2 separate regions of the Homo sapiens genome follow, and region 1 is linked to region 2. Evidence: chromatin contacts called from ENCODE Hi-C or POLR2A ChIA-PET data. All regions are on one chromosome and are shown on one strand. Each heading gives the region's core, a stretch centred on a gene start or an enhancer-like site at or near the end of the contact. The rest is flanking DNA. Distances are from core to core; before and after follow the strand shown. Region 1 holds the start of KIRREL3-AS1 (KIRREL3 antisense RNA 1). Region 2 overlaps KIRREL3 (kirre like nephrin family adhesion molecule 3).

Region 1 (6,260 bases), core at 2,836-5,335, 69 kb before region 2:
AGAGTAAGCCAGCTGAACGCCAAAGCCTGGCCTTCTTACTTCCACCCTGCCTCGGGAGCTTTGTGTCTGGGCGACGAGGATAGGGTGACTTCCCCACCATCGTCCAGGGCAGACTTGACTAAGCCCCTATTGTGGGTCCCTGTTGATTTTTCCCCATGGCCAAGGACTGCCGTCCCCAAATCTCCCACCATTCACTGACCACAGACCCCCCACTCCGCCACTCAGGCGGCCCCTCTGATCCTGCCCCAGATATGGGCTGGGCTGACTGTGCCTAATATTGAGTGAATTTTCTGCACTGCCCAGAGGGAAAGAGAGGACACAGCCTGAGGAGGGGAGCTTCAGCTCTAGTAGTCCCCAGCAGTGGGTCCCCTACCCCGTCCTTACCCCTGCACGCTCCTCTCCCAGCCACGCTCTAATCCTCACTGCCTCCAAACACACGGGGGAGGAGGGATCACGCGTACACACAGGCAGCATTTCTGTAGCATGTTAATAGGTTTTCCGTCAGATGCAGCCTTCGTGATTAGACACGGTGGGGAGAAGCTACATGAGACCTAACAAAATGAGAGTCTTTCCTGCAGAACTTCTCAGAGACACTAATACACCAAAGGCCATGGTAAGCCACCCAAAGGGGATATGACTCACAGAGTTCCCAAACTCATTTGACCACAAAACATTTTTCCTGCAGCATGTGTCAGGACTAGTGGTCCCTGAAATCCACTTTGGGAAATAATGTTTTAGAGCCCAGATCTGCCACTAACTGGTTGTGTGAGCTTTGTCAAACAAGAGTAAATCATACCTGCCTTGTGGGGACCCACCAAGTAACATGGGTGAACACTCTTTATAAACTTGTAAAATACTATACAGATTATTTATTTGTGTGAAGCAAACACACTCAGTGTCCCAGAGAACCTTTCCTTGGAGGTCAAACAAACAAATAACAATAATAATGTTTTTTAAAAATTAGTTCTGTTCCTGTCTCAGTATATGACTTTGACCTTGATCTCTCTTGACCTCTATGTTCTCATCTGCGAAATGGGTATACTCATGATGCTAGCCCTCTTTCCTCCACGCATTTGTTGTAAGGAGAAAATATGCATCACGATTGCGTGATGCTTTGAAAAAAAGTATAAAGCACCACAGGATGCAAGGCTTTATTATCAGAGATCCGGGTTAATAGCCCCAATTCAGTCCCATTTGTGCTGAGATCAAGACAAAAGGTGTGCTGGGGAGGGAAGGGGCTAGTGAGATAAATAAAAATGACTAATAGTCTTCATCCATATTTATGATGTTAGGAGACTTGCATGAGCATGTCACCGAGGAGAGAAAATGAATATTTTATGAGTGAATGCTGAATGTTGTATTAAGATGAAATGGACAGAAAGCGGCCCGCTTGCTTCTGCCCCCAGGTTGTGCTGGGGAGGTCAGCACAGGCTCTGTGCCTGGTCTCCAAGGAGCAGGGGCAGCTCATCAGGAAGGATGAGGTCAGTCTCCCAGCACAGATTGGGAGCTGTCCAGGGTGGACTGGTGGCAGCAACCTTGCCCTGGGAGGTAGGAGAACTAAGACCCCATTCCATCTACCAGCTGGGAAGCCTTGGGCAAGTTACCATAACCTCACTGGGCCTCCATTTCCCACTGTAAAATGAGAAGATCAACCCTGAACAATTGTGAGGTCTAAATCCAAGCTCAGCTGTTTGGAGGAGGGTTTTGTAATGCACACAAGTGGGAAGTGTTATTATTCATGGATACATTCAACATTTATTGAACATCTACTATGTGCCAATCACTGCCACAGCCCCTTATTTATCATATATCCTGTGTGCCAAACACCACAGTCATTACTTTACACACATCACTTCATTTAATCATCACCAGAATCTTGAGAGGTATCTATTATCACTCACATTTTCCACATAAAGAAAATGAAACTTAGGAAAGACAAATAACTTGCCCAAAGCCACACAGCTAGGAAATAGCAGAGCCCAGGACTGTATGAAGCCAAAACCCTGAGTTCTACATTAAATGGCCCTTGCCTCAGGTACTTCTGCAGCGCCAGTGGGGGCCCTGCCCTGCAACCCTTGAAAGCTCTTCCCTGTTCTGCTCATGCTCTGTGCTTCCTACCACCAATGCCCTCCAGAACCAGAAGAGAAAGCCTTGCCACCTTCTGTCTGGGCCCTCATGATATCCTCCTTTATTCTCCAACCCTGCTCCCTTCCTTCTCCCTGAAGGCCTGTTCTCCATAATGCAGTCATCCAGGAGTTCTTTATTTTATTTATTTTATTTTATTTTATTTTATTTTATTTTTAAAAATTGAGACAGGGTCTCACATGTTGTCAGGCTGGTCTCGAACTCCTGGGCTCAAGCAATCCTCCCTCAATGGCCTTCCAAAGTGCTGGGATTACAGGCGTGGGCCACCGTGCCTGGCCCAGGGACTCTAATTTCCATCCCTATTCATCTCTTATCCCAGGCAGGCATCAGGTGGTATAAAGACTGAACACCTCCCACCCCTGAAAGCAGCAAGGACAGATGGGGCAGTGCAGGGTGAAGCTCAGCCATGTCTCCCCGATCCAGATAGATATCTCTGGAGGCAAAGACGGCTCCCCTTGGTGCCAGCTCAAAGCTCCTGGCTCACTCCCGTCCACCACACAGCACGAGGACACCACTATCTCTGCAAATCTCTTCCCTATAGGGCAGTTTCATGTTATCTTGGCTCATTCCTTCTCCCGAGATGAAGAGATTGTTTTAAACCTGCCGCCCCACCAGTTCTGCTCTTGGCTTCCAATGCCATTAAGTTTCATTATAACAAATAAACACCACAATGACATTTATAAGTTATCACTGAGCACAGAAGCACAAATATGAAGCAGATAAACTGCATTTGATCCAAATAATTACTGCAGGCAATATTGGGCTTAGTCTGAGCTGGCAGCCGGGTACCAAGTAATTTATTAGATTGCGTAAGGCAATGTTGCACGTTGAGTTTTTCATTATTGTGTCTTCTCCCCTCTCTGTGGCCTAAATAGGTTAGAGGAGTTTAGACAGTGCATGGCCAAACAAAGACAGACTTTGCTCAAGCAGATTAAGGCCAGGAATGTCGGCCAAGTGTCCAGGAATGGCTGCTTCCCAGGCAGCAACGGACTTGCAAGAGAAGAAAGGGCTTAGGCGATTATCTTGATGCTGCCAACCAAGGACAGCTCCCTGCACTCTCCACCCACTGGCCCAGATACAAAAAGCAGCCCCGTGGAGGGAGTAAATAAATGACAGGGCCCATTTGCTGTCCTGCATGGAGCCCCCAGGACACCGACTCTGGGTTCCTGCTGCAGACTCTCAGCCAAAGACCCTCTATGGAAAGTCCCTTCCATAGCCCCAGGTAGCCCCGGGCAGTCCCACCCCCAGTCCCAGACCTATCATCCTGCAATAAATCAAGGGAAGGAAGCAGTCTGCCAGCCAACTCTGCAAAACAAAGAGAAGAGAACTGGCTGCAAGCAGCTGCCTCCCTGCCAAACCCAAACTCATAAAGTTTGATTCAAGGGGTTACAATACCTCCCATTCAGAATCCCTCCTGCCCCGTTCTTCCAGCCTTAGTAAATTACCCAATAAGCAGCAAGGACCTGCAGTTATTGTGCAGTTAAATGGTATTTGCCCCGTAAATTCTGAGCAGAGTACTAACCGTGATATACAGTAACTAATTACAGACATGAATGCTCTCCCCAAGATGCCGCATGTTACCAAATATCGTTGCGTTTAGGAGAGGGGGGTTGAAAGCTGCTCTCTTCTCTCCAGTGAAGCCATGAGTAACTCTCTTATTAGAGGAGCTGTCGCCACCTCCAGGGGCACTCCATGCTGGAAAATAGAGTTGTCCTGGGGAGCAGACAGGAGTGGGGCCACATGCCCATGTGCTGCCCCCTGACCCCGTGCCCCAGCAGAAGGGCCTAGCAGGTACCGGCTGGTCCTCCTTGGGTCATCTCACAACAAATAAGTGGCTCAGCACCACGGTGGCAGTGGCAAAGACCCAAGGCTCCAGCAGGGCAGGAAATGGAAGTCATTATTCACCCAGCCCAAGGCCGAGCAGAGAGAGCTATGGCTAGGGATCGGCCTTTGCAAAGGGCTTCTGAATAAGGCCACACAGGATTAGGATTAAAAGTGGTGCCAACGACTTTTGCCCTGAAGTATTGGTGACAGAGCTGATCTCAGCCCCAAGGGCACCATGGGAGAGGTTTCCGTGGTCTTCAGGAAGGGCAGGGGCTGTCCTATCGGCTTCCCATCAGCTTTATAGCTGTTTTTGGAGCTCAGCTGGGGGCAGGTAGGGGGCACAGTAGTGAGTCTCTGCTTTCTGAAGAGGAAACCACACAGATCAAACACCCTCTGCTGACCGGCTACTGTTGGGGGAAAAAAAGCCAGGCCTGGAGTCAAATGGCTCAAACCCTACCTCTACCACACCCTGTGACCCTGGATGTGTTAGTTAACCTCTCTGAGTTTCCTTGTCCGTAAAATGGGAAAGATTTTCTATTTCTCAGGATGGTGGATATGAGCCAGGGCTACACCTGCTTCTAAGGAGTTCTGTCCTGCTGGAAAAGCAGAAAGCTTCCCCTCCTAGGCTGGGCGTCTCCGGCAGTCCTCACACTCCCTCTCCATCCTTTCAAGGGGCTTCCAGCACAAAACCTCTCCTTGAAACATCTCTACTTCCAACAATCAGAGAGACTAGGGCAGTAATGGCAAGTTAGTTTTGCTTCGTTCTCTTTGATTGATGCAGACCAGCTGAGGCTTTGCAGGGCCTCTGTTTGGGGGGTGACAGGAGAGGCAGAGTGGAGTAGAATAGGGCAGAATTGGGAGGGTATATTCACGGGGGACATCTGGCTTGGAGCTGTGATATTCAAGTCTCTACATGGGGGCTGATGATGGGACCTGCTCCACGGGGTGCTATGAAGGTGGATTAGGTAAGATAATGTATGTGAAGTGCTTTGTATCGGAGTTAGTTGTGGTTAATATCCCAAACCCACCAGAAGACGGCCCACAATCCCAGGGCAGTGAGAAGTATCACTTTTTTAATTAGGACACATATATAGTCAGCACTCAAGTATCTGTTGGCAAATTGTCCCCATTCCTGGCAAATGCTATCACCAAGTTTGCTTAATGAAGTCCTCTGTTAACATTTCACAGCTTCTTATTTTACTCTTATTTGCATAAGGTCCAAAGGGAATAAAAGTCCTTTAAAGGCAAAATCTGTTAATATCCCCCTCCCTTCCTAGATAAGGTGTGAGCCATAAAGACAGGAGATGGGGAAGGTGGGGTGCACCTGACTGTAGCTTTGGGCCAGTCCCAGAGGTGATGTTCTCCCCTCAGCTGAGTAGGAGGCAGAGAGGGAGCCCCACCCTTGGGTTGAGTGTTTTTTTTAAGTATGAAAAATTCCTAGAACATCAAACATATCCATATTCAAATGTGAATATCAAAATGCATTCCAAAGTCGAAAATGAATGTTACTTAGGATTATTCACTGTTTTGGATTGTCCATCATTCTAGATTATACACACCCTGCTCTTCTCCACTAACAAAGATAATTAAGAGTTGATTGTATTTGGTCTCCAAGAGGGGAGAAACCCAGGACGTTGCCCCAAGATGGTCTGTGTCCAGTTGGGAACAACTCCAGGAACCATGAGAAGACTCCTCTATAAGCACCAGGTCTGAGCTGTGATTCTCCATGCAGGCTCAGAGAGCAAGACCAAGGCACCTCGTGCTTCAGACCAGCCTGCCTGAGTCACTCAGTGCACGCCGGGTGGGCCTGCTTTCACACCGTCAGTGGGATATAGCCACGTGGTCCTTCACAGGACACCTGAAGAGCATCAAAACTGCACAGGGCCTTTGGAATCCTTGAGCATTGCACAGAGGGTCCTGAGGGCCCGCTGCAGGGCTGCCGAGGGCAGGACTCGGTCCTTCCCGCGCTGCCTCAGCTCTGCCTCCACCGTTTTATACACTGGGATTCCCTGTGAGACTTCACTGACAAAAAGGGTTGCATGAACTTTCAAAAGGTGTGAAAATGCCTTCACTGTGCAGTGGGAACATCAATGCGCACCCCGAGAGAGAGACAGCCACTTAATCAAGGCCACCCAGTGACAGAGCCTGAACTAGAAATAACCCAGGCCCACAAGCCCGTGCTGTGGGCACACAACAGTGCCCTTAGGATGTGGCCCAGAAACCGCCTGCAGAAGGATGACCCAGAAGCTATTAAAATGCAGATTCCTTGACCCAGCTCAGAGCCACTATCC
Region 2 (5,682 bases), core at 3,056-5,555:
ATGTACATCTACATGCACATACATACACATACATATATACATATACACATACATACACACATACACACGCATACACACATACACACATATACATGCATATACATATACACATACACACGTGTACACACATATATACACATACACACATATACACACATGTACACACATATATACACACACACATACACACACACAAGATTTAAAACGCTGACCTCAGAAGCCAAAGCCCATGATAACCGTCCCCCCGGCCCCATCCCCACTCCCCTTCTGAGATTCTTTTATTTAACAAATAATATATTCAACAAATATTTCTTTAGCGCCTACTGTGTGATACAGCAATATCACAATGACCAAGATAGATAAGGTCTTTGTTGTCCTTTCTAGAACGGTGACAGATAATAAATGAACCCAGTGATCCAGAAAGTGCAGGGGTGGGTAGTGGAGAGTCACTGAAGGGCTCTTGAAGCTGCACCTTCATTGACGGGAAGAGCCAGCAGAGTGAGGAACAGGAAAGAGCGTTACAGACAGAGAGGAGCAGGGCAAGCCCGGCCCCGGAAGGAGCTGGGTTTGCTGAGCAGCAGAGACGCAGTGGGGCCAGGGTCTGCTGTGTAAGGAGTGGTTGGAACAGACCGAGGCCCCAGGGGCAGCGAGGGCCGTAAGTGCTGGTGCTTGCAGGCAACACCTACTCTCCTTCAGCGGGAAGCCCCTGGAGGGTTTGGTGTTGGTGATAGACCCACTCTGCCAGCATTGTGGGGAACTCGCTGCTCATTGAGTCAAATGAGAACCAGTCTTGCTCTCCAAAGGGCTGGGTGTCTATGAGGTTCTCCACCATGCAGTATGGGGGCAGGAGGGTGGTGCTGCTGGTCCCCCACCCCTCCAGCTGCCACCGATCAGCCATGCTCAGAGACCAACCATCCCAGGCTGATGGAGCATCGAGGAATTCCTGGAAGCCCAGCCAGGTCTCAGTTGGGTGACCAAGTGGACACTGGAGGAAATTCCCTCAGTGCTGTCCTTGTCCTGGCACCAAGAGAGTTTTTCCAGCCTGCTCAGACGAGGCTGGCCAACCTGGCAAACTGTCTCTAAAAAAAGGGGAGTATAGAGGTTAGAGAGAACCTTAGTGCGTGAAATAGATGAAAGCTTTACCTCTCCAGTTACAGCCAGGATGTGCGTCCCAAGCCCACCCTCACCCTTCTTTGCTCTCGTCACTGGTAACTTTGGGTCAGCCTCTTGTGCTCTCTGGCCTCAATTTCCCTCTCCCCATGCCACCTGTCCACCCGAGACCCCATTGTCTTTGGCAGCAGAACTTGGGGAAAGCTTTTGGGGGCTCCCTCCCACACACAGGGAAAGGGACGGGTACCCCCACCGCCCACCCAAACAAGGCAAAGTCTGCAGAGCTGGGCAGGTAGGGGCAGAGCAGGGAGGGAGACTGAAGCTGCCTGCTCCAGTCCTGGCCAATGGGAGAGTAAACTGTAAAGAGCTCAGCATCCCGCGATGATGTGTTTCTTTCATAATCAATGCCCCAGGAGCCAGCTGGGTGCAGGAGTGTCGCTCAGCCACCCCCGGCTAAGGCCGCGCTGTGGCCTCTTAGGCTGGCTTCCAGCTCTGGGGACCCACTCTGCCTGGGATCCGCTCAGTCCTCCCCAGGCTTCAGTGCCCCAACAGTTAATGCCATTTTTTTCCTGACTGACAACAAGCACAACACCAAAACAGTCAACTATTTTTATCTCCGGATTAATCACGAAAAGGCTAACGCCTCCACCTTCCTTGTGATTAAAAATTAGAAGCCCAAACTCTATAGTGGTTGAGGATAATAACCAATCCTGCGAGGGGGTGATGAATAATACATCTCCAAGCGGGGACCACTCTGAAACTTCCTCCCCTCGCCACTGCCTGGCCCAGCCTGGCCGAGTCTGAATGGGGAGGTAATGAGGAGCCCCCTTCCACGCCAGACACAGCTGCCAAGAGCGACTGCTGATTTCTCTTCAGCCTGCTGGCCCCCAAACATCCTCCATCCTCACCAACCCCCACCCCCCCCCAGCCCCCACCCCCATCTGGTGTGCAGTGAAGCGAAGACCAATCAATAATGCCTGGCTACATGAATACCCAGCATGATAACCACTTATTTGGGAAGATGTAATCAGGCCCCATTCTGAGGGTGGATGTATGTGCGTGGCTGTGCGTGTGCCTGAGCACTCCCACAACACGCCCCACTCCCTCCTCCCTCGTCCTCGCTGCCTCTAATCCGATATTCCAGTAACACAACACTCCAGCCACAAGGAGGAAGGGCCCGTCCTCTGGGTCTTGGATTCTCGGGAAGGCCTTGGTGGCTGCACTGTGCTCAGAGCAAGCAGAGGCTCCTGCCCCTCAGCCCAGAGTCCAGAGCCCAGAAAGCTGGTCCTGCCATGGGACCCCCTGGGGAGCTCCCCAAAGTCCTGATGCCTGGGGTCCCCTCCAGAGACTGGGACTTGGCTGCTCAGGGTGTGGCCCGCAGTGAGGTTTTAAAACCTCTGCAGAGGAGCATGCAGTCAAGGCTTCAAACCCCTGTCCAAGGCCCAGTAAATGTCCGTGCTGGAGAGCGGTCAGTTCCCAGATCCTCCGAGCTCTCACGTTTGCACCTGAAGCCACCCTGAGAGAAGGGGCTTCCTGCTCCACCCTCTGCTCTCAGGCACTTTCCACAGTCACTGGGAAGGCTGAGGCCCCAGGTATCCAGGCTGTCCCCAGGGCTCCACGTGGCTCTTTTTCCAGGCCCTCAGCTAGCTCATGGAGCCCGAGCTCCTCCATCCTGGTCGGGGAGGCTGCCTTGAAGAAAGAAGGGTGAAGGCTGGCCACCTCTGAGCCCTGCTCTTCCTGCTGCAAGTCCCCCACTCACCGCGTGGAGATGCAATTCCCCTCCTCCACAAGTGGTTGCACCCACCCCCACTTGGTGGAAAGCCCTGAGCCGCCTCCGTTTTGCCCTGTGGCCAGGCCCACCCCAAGGAGGCCCATGGGCACTAATGAAAGGGTGTGGGGTGGGCGGCTGGGGGGTCGTCTTCTCCATCCATCCCATTCATGCCTGCTTCCTCCCGGCTCAAGAGCCCAGGGCCAGGCAGGGTTGCCTGAGGCAGACTCTGTTCCTGAGCCAGGATCTCGGTGGAGTCCGGGGCTCGCTGCCCCTGGGGTCAGTGATGGCTTCTCGGAAGCCCTGGGAGGTTGCTTGTTCCTCAGGAAATGGCACTGCTGTGCTGTTAGTGTGGGAGCAGGCCTCCAAGGCCGGGCAGGGAGGGCAAGGCAGCTGTTCTGAAGGTTTGCTTCTTGGCTTCTTACCGGCCCCCACTGGGGCTTCCTGTCCCTCCTGGAGCTTTCACAGAAGCCGGAGTGGACTAGGAGAAGGGCTGACGGGGCGATCCCCTGAGAAGGGGAGGGAAGTTCCCATGCAGGCTGAGGCTGGAAGGCTGAGCCAGTGGAGTCAGGACGGGCCCGGAGCTGTGACTGTTCAGCTCTGAACTTCTCCAGCCCAGAGCCCCGAGCACAGAGCCTGCATAGAAGGGCGGGCTTCTCTGGCCACCAGGCAGAGAGGACCCTTTGTGCTAGGTTCCCACGCCCCCGTTATCCAACTACCCCTTCTGTGTTTGCTGTGTACACAGACAGCTCACGTCTTGATGTGTCCAGAGGCCCTGGGCCTCTCTCAGCCTCCAGAGCTGGTGGGCCCAGCTCCTCCTGGGGTAAGGGAAACAGGGATTCCTCAGAGGACAGTCGCCTCACCTCCTGTCCCTTCTGTGGCTTGTCCAGGGAGCAGCAGAGGCCTGAGACTCTCAACGTGTCCCCAAGCACAAGCATGGGAAAGGCCCTGTGTCCTAGGCAAGGTACTTCAGATTTCTGGGCCTCTCCTCCAAACCATGATCATCCACCATCCTTCAGCCCATGGTCCTCATCGGAATCAAAGGGTGACCCCAGTGGGGCCAGCAAATGTCAGTGGAGTTTCCCCAGCACAGGGCTCTGTGCTGGGCACTGCGGAGACCGTGCTCCGACGCGGATGGCCCTCTTCCTGGCACTCAGGATCCCTTGATGGGAGCCACCCGTCTCTGACCCTACTACAAAATGCAGTGGAAGGCTGGGACAGGAGAGAATCAGGCTGCCTCTGGGGATGAAGGGGCTGGAGCCGCTCTGGAGGAGTGAGGAGCTCAGGAGATGCCAGCGCTTACACAGCCCTCCGAAGCGCTGGCTCCACTGTGAAGGGCTGCCCTGTACCCTGCTCCCTGCCAGGGAAGGGGCCGGCCTGGTGCTCCCAGGTTCCCTGGGCCTGGCCTCCAGCCCTGGCTCTGCCACCATGTGACCTTGAGCCAGTCACTAATCTTGCTGGAACTCGGCTTCCGGATCTGTGTCATTGGGGTGGTAATGTTGACCTCACCAGACTGTTGTGAGGACTAACTCAGACAGCAGGTGTGACAGTGCTTCATTTAAAGAAAAAAGAAAAGCCAGGTGCCGTGGCTCACGCCTGTAATCCCAGCACTTTGGGAGCCTGAGGCGGGTGGATTACCTGAGGTCAGGAGTTCGAGACCAGCCTGGCCAACATGGTGAAACCCCATCTCTACTAAAAATACAAAAATTAACCAGGTGTTGGCCGGGCATGGTGGCTCAGGCCTGTAATCCTAGCACTTTGGGAGGCAAGGCAAGCAGATCACCTGAGGTCAGGAGTTCAAGACCAGCCTGGCCAACATGTTGAAACCCCAACTCTACTTAAAATACAAAAAAAAAAAAAAATTAGCCGGGCATGGTACCACGTGCTTGTAGTCCCAGCTACTTGGGAGGCTAAGGCAGGAGAATCACTTGAACCTGGGAGGCAGAGGTTGCAGTGAGCCGAGATCATGCTACTGCACTCCAGCCTGGGTGACAGAGACTTCATCTCGAAAAAAGGAAAAAGAAGTTAAAAAGCAGCCACAGACATCGCCTGGGCCACAGAGCTCTGCTTCTGGGTCTGGGAGTGCAGGCTGAGGCTGCTGGCCCTGTCCCCTCCTGGCAGGTCCTGAGCAGGGATGCGATGACTGGCAGGAATATCCTCCACTGTAAGCACGCAGTGCACATGTCAGGGATCACTGTGGGTGCTGCTCTCATCATTACGATACAAGCGGACGATGCGTTTTATTAATGTGTGATAATTATTGTTTGTTGCCATCTCCACAAAATCCTCCCAGCCTGCCTGCCGTCCTGCCCGAGGTGGGAGCCTCGGCCTGACCTCACTGCTTCTCTCCCCGCAGTGCCGCCTGATGACCCCGTCATCCTGGGGGGCCCTGTGATCAGCCTGCGTGCGGGGGACCCTCTCAACCTCACCTGCCACGCAGACAATGCCAAGCCTGCAGCCTCCATCATCTGGTTGCGAAAGGGAGAGGTCATCAATGGGGCCACCTACTCCAAGGTGAGGCCTGGAGGGGAGGGGGTGGGTGTGGACGGGCTTCAAGGGGAGTGGGTGGGGAGGGGGCTAGGTGGACAGGGAGTTGATGGGGAGGAGGCTAGGTAAGGAGGGGGCTAAAGGAGCGGGGGCTGGATTAGGAGGGGACTAGGAGGGGTGGAGGTTAAGTAGAGAGGGGGTTAGGCGGGGGGCTAGATGGGGGCCTAAGAGGAGAGGGGCTGGGGGGTTAGGTAGAGAAGAGGATGGTGGGGGCTGGGGAGAGGGGCTGGGGGGGTTAGGTAGAGGGGAGGATAGTG

The links. Hi-C counts contacts between places; a loop is a spot of excess contacts on that map. ChIA-PET counts read pairs that join two places held with the same protein, here RNA polymerase II (POLR2A). Pooled maps may share reads with other maps.
Region 1: a pooled map shows a loop between it and region 2 (4-fold over the local background). The contact joins the promoter of KIRREL3-AS1 here to the enhancer-like site in region 2. A Hi-C loop is called at or near these places in 1 of 168 maps with a recorded cell type or tissue (endothelial cell of hepatic sinusoid) and 1 of 50 pooled maps. POLR2A ChIA-PET finds 5 or more read pairs at or near these places in 3 of 52 experiments (OCI-LY7, WTC11 and activated B cell).

What each region holds. Positions count from the first base shown.
Region 1 is chr11:126,541,652-126,547,911 of GRCh38, reverse strand. KIRREL3-AS1 (KIRREL3 antisense RNA 1) reads right to left here and starts at 4,085. Exons shown (of 2, transcript NR_174952.1): 1 at 3,668-4,085. All of the region lies in intron 2 of KIRREL3 (kirre like nephrin family adhesion molecule 3), which reads left to right. RefSeq lists enhancers at 3,436-3,940, 3,941-4,447.
Region 2 is chr11:126,473,019-126,478,700 of GRCh38, reverse strand. KIRREL3 (kirre like nephrin family adhesion molecule 3) reads left to right here. Exons shown (of 17, transcript NM_032531.4): 5 at 5,235-5,392. Among named protein-coding and RNA genes, the nearest start is that of KIRREL3-AS1, 68 kb to the left of the region's middle. Within about 2 kb of position 4,305, at least 6 of the 41 ENCODE cell types and tissues checked have a DNase peak (open chromatin) inside an H3K27ac peak, as active enhancers do.